3 separate regions of the Homo sapiens genome follow, and regions 1 and 3 are each linked to region 2. The links are chromatin contacts, found by Hi-C or POLR2A ChIA-PET in ENCODE. All regions are on one chromosome and are shown on one strand. The core of a region is the stretch at or near the end of the contact, and the rest is flanking DNA. Distances in the headings are between cores, read along the strand shown. Region 1 holds the start of ANAPC5 (anaphase promoting complex subunit 5). Region 2 has its middle 32 kb from the start of MORN3. Region 3 overlaps CFAP251 (cilia and flagella associated protein 251).

Evidence for each region. Hi-C counts contacts between places; a loop is a spot of excess contacts on that map. ChIA-PET counts read pairs that join two places held with the same protein, here RNA polymerase II (POLR2A). Pooled maps may share reads with other maps.
Region 1: a loop to region 2 is called in a map of GM11168, with 2.7 times the contacts of the local background. The contact joins the promoter of ANAPC5 here to the enhancer-like site in region 2. A Hi-C loop is called at or near these places in 2 of 168 maps with a recorded cell type or tissue (GM11168 and dorsolateral prefrontal cortex), 4 of 37 single-sample maps with no recorded cell type and 13 of 50 pooled maps. POLR2A ChIA-PET finds 5 or more read pairs at or near these places in 3 of 52 experiments (Caco-2, HepG2 and activated CD4-positive, alpha-beta memory T cell).
Region 3: a pooled map shows a loop between it and region 2 (4-fold over the local background). The contact joins two enhancer-like sites. A Hi-C loop is called at or near these places in 3 of 50 pooled maps. POLR2A ChIA-PET finds 5 or more read pairs at or near these places in 3 of 52 experiments (GM10248, OCI-LY7 and activated CD4-positive, alpha-beta T cell).

The regions. Positions count from the first base shown.
Region 1 is chr12:121,350,423-121,354,337 of GRCh38, forward strand. It overlaps ANAPC5 (anaphase promoting complex subunit 5), which reads right to left and starts at 1,989. Exons shown (of 17, transcript NM_016237.5): 1 at 1,712-1,989. The coding sequence starts at 1,918. RefSeq lists enhancers at 1,064-1,739, 1,732-1,991, 2,416-3,091, 3,092-3,765.
Region 2 is chr12:121,635,826-121,639,769 of GRCh38, forward strand. It overlaps the pseudogene ORAI1. Among named protein-coding and RNA genes, the nearest start is that of MORN3, 32 kb to the right of the region's middle. RefSeq lists enhancers at 1,878-1,947, 2,008-2,097, 2,622-3,139, 3,140-3,657. Within about 2 kb of position 1,851, at least 16 of the 41 ENCODE cell types and tissues checked have a DNase peak (open chromatin) inside an H3K27ac peak, as active enhancers do; they include OCI-LY7, where a contact is called at or near this core.
Region 3 is chr12:121,989,711-121,993,980 of GRCh38, forward strand. The region is part of intron 19 of CFAP251 (cilia and flagella associated protein 251); the gene reads left to right. Among named protein-coding and RNA genes, the nearest start is that of BCL7A, 30 kb to the right of the region's middle. RefSeq lists enhancers at 1,325-1,374, 2,457-2,556. Within about 2 kb of position 2,526, at least 13 of the 41 ENCODE cell types and tissues checked have a DNase peak (open chromatin) inside an H3K27ac peak, as active enhancers do; they include OCI-LY7, where a contact is called at or near this core.

The DNA of each region.
Region 1 (3,915 bases), core at 739-3,238, 290 kb before region 2:
TGTAATCCCAGCACTTTGGGAGGCCGAGGCGGACAGATCACGAGGTCTGGAGATCGAGACCATCCCGGCTAACACGGTGAAACCCCGTCTCTACTAAAAATACAAAAAATTAGCCGGGCGTGGTGGCGGGAGCCTATAGTCCCAGCTACTCCGGAGGCTGAGGCAGGAGAATGGCGTGAACCCGGGAGGCGGAGCCTGCAGTGAGCCGTGATCGTGCCACTGCACTCTGGCCTGAGCGACGGAGCGAGACTCCGTCTCAAAAAAAAAAAAAAAATCCTCTCCATGAGTGCACTCATCCACCTCTATCGCATTTCATTCATTTTACAAAAAACTACTCAGGCATTCTAGGAGGCTTTGGGGATGTACCAGTAAACAAAAACAGGACTAAGTACTGAGCTGGTGGAGGTTACCGTCTAATGGGAGAGAAGGCCATCACTCACGTAACCATGAATATAAATGGAAAAACCACAACTGATATAGGGGAAGGTATATGCCATATGTGAACACACTAAAATGAAAATTCTAGTAATATTGAGCATTTACTACATGCTAGTAACAGTTTCTACTATTGTTCCCATTTTACAGAGAGAAAACTGAGACCCAAATGAATTAAGGAACTTAATTATCTGAGCTAAACCTGTGTCTGCAAAATGAAATAACACATGACGGCCGGGCGCAGTGGCTCACTCCTGTAATCCCAATACTCTGGGAGACCAGACGGGAGGATTGCTTGAGTCCAGGAGTTCCCGGCCAGCCTGGGTAACATGGCAAAATCCCGTCTCTACAAAAAATGCAAAAAAATTAGCTGGGCGTAGTGACCCGCGCCTGTACTCCCAGCTACTTGGGAGGCTGAGGTGGGAGGATCACCTGAGCCTGAGAGGTCGAGGCTGCAGTGAGCCGCGATCACACTACTGCACTCCAGCCTGGGCGACAAAGCGAGACCCTGTCTCAAAAAAATAATAATAATTTAAAACAAATTTTAAGTAAAGTGCTTAGCACACAGTTAAGTATTCAATCAGTGCTCGTCCTTGGCTTTATGCCTTTTTTTTTTTTGAAACGGAGTCTTGCACTGTCGCCCAAGCTGGAGTGCAGTGGCGCGATCTCGGCTCACTGCAACCTCCGCTTCCCAGGTTCTAGCGATTCTCCTGCCTCAGCCTCCCGAGTAGCTGAAATTACAGGTGCCCGCCACCACGTCCAGCTAATTTTTTGTGTTTTTAGTAGAGACGGGGTTTCACTACGTTGGTCAGGCTGGTCTCGAACTCCTGACCTCGTGATCCACCCGCCTTACCCTCCCAAAGTGCGGAGATTATAGGCGTGAGCCACTGCGCCCGGCCCGGTTTTATGGCATTTTTACTGTTTATTACGGTCCTCTAGGATAGGGAGCCTGTATGACTTATCCCTGTGTCTCCAACGCTCTATTGTATAGCCCCATTTTAAAGAAGATACAGGATCTGAGACTCTAACTCTCAGCTAATAAATACTGGAGCCAGACATGAACTTGCAAAAAAAAAAAATGCATGTAAAGCGCCTGGCCCACCGTAAACGCTCAGTACGTGTTAGCTACCGGTAGTAGCTATCTTTATTTCTTCACGTTCCTCCAGGCAGGGAGAGTATCTGATGGACACGAGTGTCCCCAAGCCCAGGGTTCCGCACAGAGCAGATGCTCAGTAAAAGTTTGCTGCACGAGCAGGAGCCAGCGGGCGCCTCTCACCTGCAGCAGGGGCAGGAGCAGCTGGTTGAGCCTCCGCCGCTCCATGAGGCTGACGGCGCCCTCGCCTGTGCGGCTCATCTCGTTCAGCAGCACCAGCACCGCGATCTTGTACGGCGTCACCCAGTCCTTGATGCCGAACACATTGGCGTGCACAACCCCATTGGTCATCATGGGATTGAAGTAGAGGCTCTCGTGGACGCTGGCCATGGCGGCCCGAGACTAAGTCTCGGGCCCGCGGCGCGCTGCCGCCAGTTGTCACCACAAGGCACAACACTACCGGGTCTACATCTCCGCCCGCCCTCACAATATCCCAGGAAACAGACATCCGCGTGCTCGCGGCATTTGTTAACCAATCAGAGCAGTCTGTCAGAGCACATGGGAGAGCGACAGCCAGTCAGAATGTACAAGAGTGCGGGGAGGGGTGCACCAAAAGACTGACTCCCTACAGAAACTTTTGCCGAGTGGGAGCAGGTTCCCAGGCTACGTGGACAGGGACCGGATGGGAGGGGAAGTCGATGCTTGGGGTCGGGGCTGAAGGGACTGAGGAGCTCCCAAAGTGGTTTTTTTGTTGTTGGTTGTTGTTGTTGGTGGTGGTGGTGGTGGTTGTCGTTGTTGTTGTTTGAGACGATATCTCGCTATGTTACCAAGACTGGAGGGCAGTGGTTATTCGTAGACGCCCTCAAAGAGCACTGCACCCTCCCAAATCCTGGGCTCGAGCGATCCTCCCGCCTTCCCGAGAAGCTGGGACTACAGGCAGCGCGCCTGGCTTGTTCATGTAATTTGAAAATAGTTCAAATAGAATGTTTAAATGATTGTGTTTAAAAGTACCGAAATTAAATTTGCACCCTTAAAGTATGTATTTATTATGTTACTTTTAAACTCAAATGTTTAGGAGTTTAACTCTGTCTTTTTAAAGATAGGAACATGAGATTTTTCTTCAGCGTTTCACAAATGCCATTTGCAGACAGCCAGATCAGGTTGCCAGTGGTCGTGTATCCTTACGTGAAATAGAACATTAGCAACATCACCTCCATGTGCTGAGTCAGTTTCCTACCTAATAAACTACAAAATCTATACTCTGCATTTCAAAGCCCTCCAAAAGCAATCCCCAGCCAACATTTTGAACCTGATTTTTCACAATTCCCCTTCCGTTCATCTGTACCTCTCCCAAGACACTTAGTTCTCTATACCCTGAATTATTATTAATGATCTGGTATCCCTATTAGTCTTTATGTCCCTTGAAAGAAAAACCACATACCATTCAACTTTGGCTATCCACATGCACACACTGTGCCTTGTGCCTTTTGTTTTGTTTTGTTTTGTTTTGAGACGGAGTCTCCTCTGTCGCCCAGGCTGGAGTGCAGTGGCGCGATCTCTGCTCACTGCAAGCTCTACCTCCCTGGTTCACGCCATTCTCCTGCTTCAGCCTACCGAGTAGCTGGGACTACAGGCATCGGCCACCACGCCCGGCTAATTTTTTGTATTTTTAGTAGAGACGGGGTGTCACCGTGTTAGCCAGGATGGTCTCAATCTCCTGACCTCGTGATCCTCCCGCCTCGGCCTCCCAAAGTGCTGGGATTACAGGCGTGAGCCACCGCGCCCGGCCTGCCTTGTGCCCATTTTTATGTTTGTTTAAATTATACTTTCTCTCTCTCTCATTCTGCTACCGAGGCTGGACTGCAGTGGCACGCTCACGGCTCACTGCAACCTCAGCCTCCAGTTAAAGTAGGTAATTAGACATGAGCAGGGCAGGAGACCCCCTCGCCCTCAGGAATGCCAGGCTCAAGCAATCCTCCCACCTCAGCCTCACGAGTAGTTGAGACTACAGGCTTGTGCCACCATGCATGGCTAATTTTTTTTTTTTTTTTTTCCCGATACGGAGTCTTGCTCTGTCGCCCAGTCTGGAGTACAGTCGCTCGATTTCGGCTCACTACAATCTCTACCTCCCGGGTTCAAGCAATTCTCCTGCCTCAGCCTCCCGAGTAGCTGGAACTACAGGCACGCACCACCACGCCCGGCTAATTTTTGTATTGTTTGTAGAGATGGGGTTTCACCATGTTGGCCCGGCTGGTCTTGAACTGGTTGAACTCCTGACCTCAGGTGACCCGCCCATCTCCGCCTCCAAAAGTGCTGGGATTACAGGCCTGAGCCACTGTGCCTGGATGCATGGCTAATTTTTTTATTTTTTGTAGACACGAGGTCTT
Region 2 (3,944 bases), core at 601-3,100:
GTCTCACTTTGTTGCCCAGGCTGGGGTGCAGTAGCGCAATCACGGCTCATTGTAGCCTCAACCTCCTGGGCTCAAGGGATTCTCTCACCTCAGCCTTCTGAGTAGCTAGGACTACAGGTATACTCACTACACCCAGCTAATTTTTTGATTTTGTAGAGATGAGGTCTCACTGTGTTGCCCAGGGAGATCTCGAATTCCTGGACTCAAGTGATCCTCCTACATCAGCTCCCTAAATTGCTGGATTACAGGTGTGTGCCTGCTTTATGTGTTTTTCTTTCTTTCTTTCTTTCTTTTTTTTTTTTTTTTTTTTTTTAGACAGAGTTTCGCTCTTGTTGCCCTGGCTGGAGTGCAATGGCGCGATCTTGGTTCACTGCAACCTCCACCTCCTGGGTTCAAGCGATTCTCCTGCCTCAGCCTCCTGAGCAGCTGGGACTATAGGCACGCATTACCACGCCCAGCTAATTTTTGTATTTTTAGTAGAGACGGGGTTTCACCATATTGGCCAGGCTGGTCTCGAGCTCTTGACCTCGTGATCCACCCACCTCGGCCTCCCAAAGTGCTGGGATTGCATACGTGAGCCACCGCGCCCGGCCCTGTGTTTTTCTTTTTAACCAAGATTTATTGAGCTGCTGTAGCTGGCCCTATGCTAAACATCTACATATGAAAACTACATTTAATCTCAGCCACCATGTGAGGGAGGTGCTCCTTTGCCCCCTTCATACCCGGGCTGTGGAGCCAAGTGGACTTGGTTTTGAATCCAGCAGCAGAGTAACCCTTTGGACAGCTGACATCACCTTTCTGAGCCTCAGTTTCCTCGTTTGTAAAAGAAGAATAATGGTATTAGTAACTCGTGGGATTCTCTTTTTTTTTTTTTTTTTTGAGACAGACCATGCTCTGTCACCAAGACTGGAGTGTAGTGGCACTATCTTGGCTCACTGCAACCTCTGCCTCCCGGGTTCAAGCGATTCTCCTGCCTCAGCCTCCCAATTAGCTGGGATTACAGGTGCCCACCACCACACCCCAGCTAATTTTTTTTTTTTTTTTGAGATGGAGTCTCACTCTGTTGCCCACACCGGAGTATAGTGGCATGATTTCGGTTCACTGCAACCTCCATGTCCAGGTTCAAGCGATTCTCATGGCTCAGCCTCCCAATTTTCTGGGATTACAGGTGTGTGCCACCACACTCAGCTAATTTTTTTGTATTTTAAGTAGAGGCAGGGTGTCACCATGTTGGCCCGGCTGATCTTGAACTCCTAACCTCAAGTTATCTGCCTGCTTCGGCCTCCCAAAGTGCTGGGATTACAGGCATGAGCCACCACACCTGGCCCACCCCTGACTAATTTTTGTATTTTTAGTAGAGACAGGGTTTCACCATGTTGGCCAGGCTGGTCTTGAACTCCTGGCCTCAAGTGATCCACCCTCCTCAGCTTCCCAGTGTGCTGGGATTACAGGCATGAGCCACTGCCCCTGTCAGCCTCTATTTTATAGGTGTGGAAGCTGTGGCACAGAGAGGTTGAGATCCTTATCCAAGGTCAACAGCTTTGTAAGTGGAGGAGCCAGTTTGCAGCCAGCTGTGTGGTTTGTTCTGTGGTCCTGACTGCATAGAGGGGGAGAGACACTACCTCGGGGGTGGCTGGGGCACAGGCGAGGCACCAAGTAGGGAGCAGAATGGGACTGCAGACCTGTATACAGGCCCCCCATACACACCCCAGCGGCCAGCTCAGGGCCTGAGCCACCTAAAGGCTCCAGACGTTTCCAGTGAGTGGATCAGTAGCAGTGGACCTGGGGCAGCTCAGCAACAGCCGCTGCTGCTTGTCCTGTCTTGGGTTTCAGGTTCCGGGGTGGCAGGCCAGAGCAGGAAGAGGAAGTGCTGGGGGTGGGGAGGTGGCAGGAGACACTGGCTGCTGGAGGGGGCTCCCCTCTTCCAGGTGTGGGCAGGCCTGGGGGCAGAGACAAGGGAGCTGCAGGATGTGGCCCTCCATCTGCCGTGCCCTGGTGACCTACCCCACGTCTTGTGTCCAGCACCCACATGTGCTGAGATACCCTCACCCGCATGGACTCAGAATTCTCAGGGCTGGCTTTCGGCCACCAAAGATCTTAAACACGGTAGAAATCCTGATGGCATTGCCCCAAATTTATATGAGCTTGAAATGTTTTGTAAACGCCTGGACTGAGAAGTACATACTGCCATCCACTGTGGGCATTCTTAGACAAAAGCCTGTGAATCCTGTTGAAATTGTCAGAAAAGTCCTGTGAATAAATGATACTTGGCTGTTTTAAGGAGAGTGTCCACCATCTTCAGATTCTCAGAGATGTCCGACCCCAAGTCAGATCCAGATTGTGACCTTCATCTCGCTGCAGCCCCTTTTTTTATGGGTGTTGAGGAGGGTCTTGGCCAAGGTTACCGGTAAACAGGCAGTTAAGGAGCTGGAACATGGGTTTGCCAGTTTGGCCTGGCGTTCTTTATGCCTGAGTGTGCCCCTCTGGAGGATGTTGTAAAGAGACTGTGGGGTGGGGATGAGGTTCCTAAACTGAGTAATAATGAAGCTCACTTTTATTGAGGGTTTGTTGTGTGCCGGACACTACCTGTTTTACATGGATTGACTCTCTTAATCCTCAGAAGAAGCCTTCGAGGCTTGTCCCATTATTCCCATTTTACAGATGTGAAAACAGAGGCACAGAAAGTTGAAAGCTTGCCAGAGTCATACAGCCCAATCAAGGGCAGGGGAGTCAGGGTTCAAGCCAGGCAGACTGTAAAAGGAGAGCGGTGGGGAAGGAAGGAGTCCACACCCCTACCTAGGGCAGGAGGGGTGAGGACAGGAATTCCCTGCCTGCTGGGGGCCAGGCTAGTGTGCGGCTAATGGAGAAACTTCAACATTAGGCTTGCCGCTCTGAGCCTGCCACATATATAGCAAACACCTTATAAAGAGTCACTGTCCTTGATGGAATGACTGCCATAGGTATCCGCCATCTCCCTACCCCTGTCCCTCCAGCCCTCATGGGTTGACCATGGTTGTGTGCCCACTGCCCGCTGCTCCTGGCCCAGATCTGATAAGCTGGCTCCTTTGCATGGGGGTGACTTGCAAGGCCCAGGTGAGGAGCAGCGGGTGTCTGGCCCGGAGCATGCCCCTGGTGACCTCGGGTCCACAGGTCTCCAGGAACTGGGGGCAGCTGGTGTGTCAGCCCTGGGGCTGGGGAGGAGACAGCCCCAGGGTGTACTGGCCACCCAGCCTGCACCAGGGCTGGGCCCGTCGCTTCTGGGAAGCCTGCTCTGTATGTCAGGTCGTGCGCTGTGTTCTCAGAAGGGCCTGAGTGTGCCCTGGGAGGGCAGCCACCACCCCTCTGCATGTCCCCAGAGCAGGGCATGAAGGAGAAGCCTCTGCTTGGGTGTGAGGATGTGGGGCCAGCAGGCATGATGGCTGGCGATTGCTTTTTTTAATGCTTTTATTTTAACCATAGTAAAATACGCATAACAAAATTTACCATTTTGACCACTGATGGTGGTGGTTGGTACTAATTTTAATTTTATTATTATTATTATTATTATTATTATTATTATTATTATTATTATTGAGTTAGAGTCTCACTCTATTGCCCAGGCTGGAGTGCAGTGGCACGATCTCAGCTCACTGCAACCTCCGCCACCCGGGTTCAAGTGATTCTCCTGCCTCAGCCTCCCAAGTAGCTGGGATTACAGGCACGTGCCACCACGCCCAGCTAATTTTTGTATTTTCAGTAGAGATGGGGTTTCACCATGTTGGCCAGGCTGGTCTCCAACTCCTGACCTCAGGTGATCCACCCGCCTCAATTTCCCAAAGTGCTGGGATTACAGGCATGAGCCACTGGGCCCGGCCTGATTTTATTTTTTTTAGAGACAAGGTCTTGCTCTGGTGCCCAGACTGGAGGGCCATGGGGCAGTCATAGCTCACCACCACCTCAAACTC
Region 3 (4,270 bases), core at 1,276-3,775, 350 kb after region 2:
AGGGCGTGGGGAAGAGGGTGAGTGCTCCCAGTCCTACTGGTCCATGAAACCATTAGAAAAGCAAACCTGCCCCCACCAGGAGCCTGCTTATAAAAACAAGGAATGGCCCCAGTTCAAATATATCGTGTTCCTCTCCATTTAATAGGGAGGTTGTAAAACTTAATTATAGAACATAATTCTAAGGACATCAATGGCTTCCTGAGGCTGACAGCAGGGATCACAGACCCAAAGGCCTGCGTCATCAATGACAGAGGCAGAAATAAGATGCTCTCGGGTGAGGGGACTCCAGCCCACCACCAAGAGGCCACCCTCATGTCTTGGGGCCTGGAGCAGTCGGGGCAACAGAGGCCCAGATGCTGTATGTCTAAATGTTTAAAAGTTACCAATCAAGCAACAAGCTGATAAATAAATATTCCCCCTTGACAGTTCAACCTTCAACATGAGCTGATTCAAAGTTCACACCCGAATGGGCAGCATGCAGGGCCAAGCCAAGCTGGGCCTGCCCCATGTGTCCTCCCAGCTCTGACCCCATCCCTGGCCACTGTGTGCATGGCATTCAGGAGGTGGACCCTTCTCTATACTCTCCAAACAGCAGCCCCGGGGCACCCTTCAGGCCTATGGGTGGGCAACACCAGGGGCACAGGTTGGCCTCAGGAGGGTGAGATCCCCATGGGCCCCGGAAGTGGGCTTAGGTTATGTAGGGGAGAGAAGCCTCGGGTTCAGGTACCCAGAGTGTGGTCTAGAATTGGGTGCATGGGCTCGGGGTGGGCACCTCCTCTGCACCCTCCTCCTCATGCTTGTTTCCCAGCATACAGTGTCTTCCTCTGACCTCCTACTGGCCAAACCCTTCATGGCTCTGCAGTAGGCCCACCTCTTCCAGGAAGCCTTCCCGAAGCCCACCTGGCTGAGAGCTCCTCCAACCTTTGATGATGTTCTCCTGCATCTTGGCACTGAATCTTCTAGAGCCACGGTAGCCAACCTTTTAAAATCAGTTGAGGGCACTTAAAAAAATACATCAGTATTTTTACACCTGATTTTTACACCTGGGCCCCAGCCTTGTGCAACAGAACCTAGGGGTGGAGTCTAAGCATGGACAGTTTTTAAAGCCCCAGGCAGCCAGGGCTGAGGACCTTGGCGATGGAGCCTGTTAGTTCGCTTTCCTTGTGTATATCGTCTCTTGAGCATCTCTTCACATGGCCCAGACCTTAATAGACACTGAATAAATATTTGCTGACCCCAGTGACTAAGATTGAAAACCAGAATGCAGAACTGTTCTAGTAATAATTGAGAGACTTGTATTTCATTGGCTTTGCACTAAACCAAATGCTCAGTAACTACTAGTAAATCGAGTAAAATTAACTAGGGCACTAAATGATTATTCTAAGCTTCTTGTGAGTTTCAAGAGAATTCTTTTTGTGGCCTCACTTGTGTCCACATTATTTACTTCATCATTCATTCATTCATCCATTCATCCATCTATCTATCCATTCAGTAAACATTTCTCTGAGCCTCTATAATGTGCCAGGCTCTGAACTAAGCTGCCGGGGAAATAGAGATGAAAGCTCTGGCTACAGCTTAATGGGGAAAACAGATGTGAGCCCAAAGAATTAGAGCGTGCACCGCAGCTGCCACCCATTATTACTCTCTACTGAAAGTCACAAGCTTGGGGCTGATTCATTTTGGCACCAGTATCACCTCCGTGAACCCCTGTGGTCTAAGAGCAGCAGTATTCAAAGTGTGGTCCCCAGACCAACAGGATTGACTTCACGTGACCTAGGGACTTACAAGAAATGCAAATGGTCAGACCCTATCCCAGACTCAGAAACCCCCCAGGTGGGACCAGCAGTCTGTTTGAACAAGACCTCCCGGTCATTGTGAAGCCTGACATGTCAGCGAGCCTTTGCCTTCCAGCCATGTTTCTCAAGCTTGGCTACGCATTCAAATCATTCGAATGAGAAGCTTCCAAAAATTTGGTCCCCAGACCAATTAAATCAGGATCTCAGCTGGTTGTGGTGGCTCATTCCTGTAATCCCAGCAATTTGGGAGGCCGAGGCAGGCAGATCACTTGAAGTCAAGAGTTTGAGACCAGCCTGGCCAACAGTAGGAACCCTGTTGCTACTAAAAATACAAAAATTAGCCAGCTGTGGTGGCGCGCGCCTGTAGTCCCAGCTACTTGGGAGGCTGAGGCAGGAGAATTGGTTGGACTCAGGAGGTGGAGGTTGCTGTGATCCGAGATCACGCCACTGGACTCCTGCCTGGGCGACAGAGTGAGACTATCATCTAAAAAAAAAAATCAGGTTCTCAGGGAATAGGATCTGGGCCTCAGAACTGTTTAAGCTCTCCAGGTGAATGGAATAAAGCCCCGCCTTAGCAGGCGTGAGAATGCCAATCAAAGGCCAGGCTGACTGACAACCACCAGTGCGTCTGGGCCGCTCAGCTAGGACTCCTGCTTCTCTCAAGCCATCTTCACACGGGGGCGTTCAGAACAAGCTCTGCGTTCTATTTCCAGCTCCGAGGTTCCTCTCCCAAGCATGAACTTTGTTCAGACAAGTAGCAGAACCTGCCTTTTCAACGAACACTTGCGAAGTCGGCTCAGGAAGGAAATGTCAGTGATGCCGAAGCTGCCAACTCCGTGCTTGTTGAGTAGTGATTCTTGATCAGTCATACGGGAAGAGAGAGTAAGAGGTGAATCACATGCTGAGTGGTTTGTGCTGTGAATGTTTGCTGAGCTCTTTGGAACTCTCTGGGTATGAGTAACTCAGGCCCTTATGAATTCCTTTTGTCGTCTTAGTCTCCTGTTCTGAACTGAGTTAAATCATATATTACATTGGTAATTTATATATATTTATATATATTATTTCTTTTTTTTTTCTTTTTCAGACAGGGTCTTACTCCTCACTCCTGTTGCCCAGGCTGGAGTGCAGTGGCACAATCACGGCTCAGTGCAGCCTCCACCTCCCGGGCTCAGGTGATCCTCCCATCTCAGCCTCCCAAGTAGCTGGGACTACAGGCACATGCGCCACCACGCCAAGCTAATTTGTTGTCTTTTTTGTAGAGACAGGATTTCACAGCCCAGGCTGTCTCAAGCTCCTAAAACGATCTACCCACTCCAGCCTCCTAAAGTGCTGGGATTACAGGCGTAAGCCACCCCACCCAGCCAAATTATAATTTATCTTATGTTATGATTACATGTATTGTAATTAGCAAGTGCATAGAAAAATATAATCACAAGAGCTCTCCCTCTCCCTCTCCCACTCCCTCTCCCTCTCCGTCTCCCTCTCCCTCTCCCTCTCCCCACGGTCTCCCTCTCATGCGGAGCCGAAGCTGGACTGTACTGCTGCCATCTCGGCTCACTGCAACCTCCCTGCCTGATTCTCCTGCCTCAGCCTGCCGAGTGCCTGCGATTGCAGGCACGCGCCGCCACGCCTGACTGGTTTTGGTGGAGACCGGGTTTCGCTGTGTTGGCCGGGCCGGTCTCCAGCCCCTAACCGCGAGTGATCCGCCAACCTCGGCCTCCCGAGGTGCCGGGATTGCAGACGGAGTCTCGTTCACTCAGTGCTCAATGGTGCCCAGGCTGGAGTGCAGTGGCGTGATCTCGGCTCACTACAACCTACACCTCCCAGCCGCCTGCCTTGGCCTCCCAAAGTGCCGAGATTGCAGCCTCTGCCCGGCCGCCACCCCGTCTGGGAAGTGAGGAGTGTCTCTGCCTGGCCGCCCATCGTCGGGGATGTGAGGAGCCCCTCTGCCTGGCTGCCCAGTCTGGAAAGTGAGGAGCGTCTCCACCCGGCCGCCATCCCATCTAGGAAGTGAGGAGCGCCTCTTCCCAGCCGCCATCACATCTAGGAAGTGAGGAGCGTCTCTGCCCGGCCGCCCATCGTCTGAGATGTGGGGAGCGCCTCTGCCCCGCCGCCCCATCTGGGATGTGAGGAGTGCCTCTGCCCGGCCGAGACCCCGTCTGGGAGGTGAGGAGCGTCTCTGCCCGGCCGCCCCGTCTGAGAAGTGAGGAGACCCTCTGCCTGGCAACCACCCCGTCTGAGAAGTGAGGAGCCCCTCTGCCCGGCCAGCACCCCGTCCGGGAGGGAGGTGGGGGGGTCAGCCCCCCGCCCGGCCAGCCGCCCCGTCCGGGAGGGAGGTGGGGGGGGTCAGCCCCCCCGCCCGGCCAGCCGCCCCGTCCGGGAGGTGAGGGGCGCCTCTGCCCGGCCGCCCCTACTGGGAAGTGAGGAGCCCCTCTGCCCGGCCAGCACCCCGTCCGGGAGGGAGGTGGGGGGGT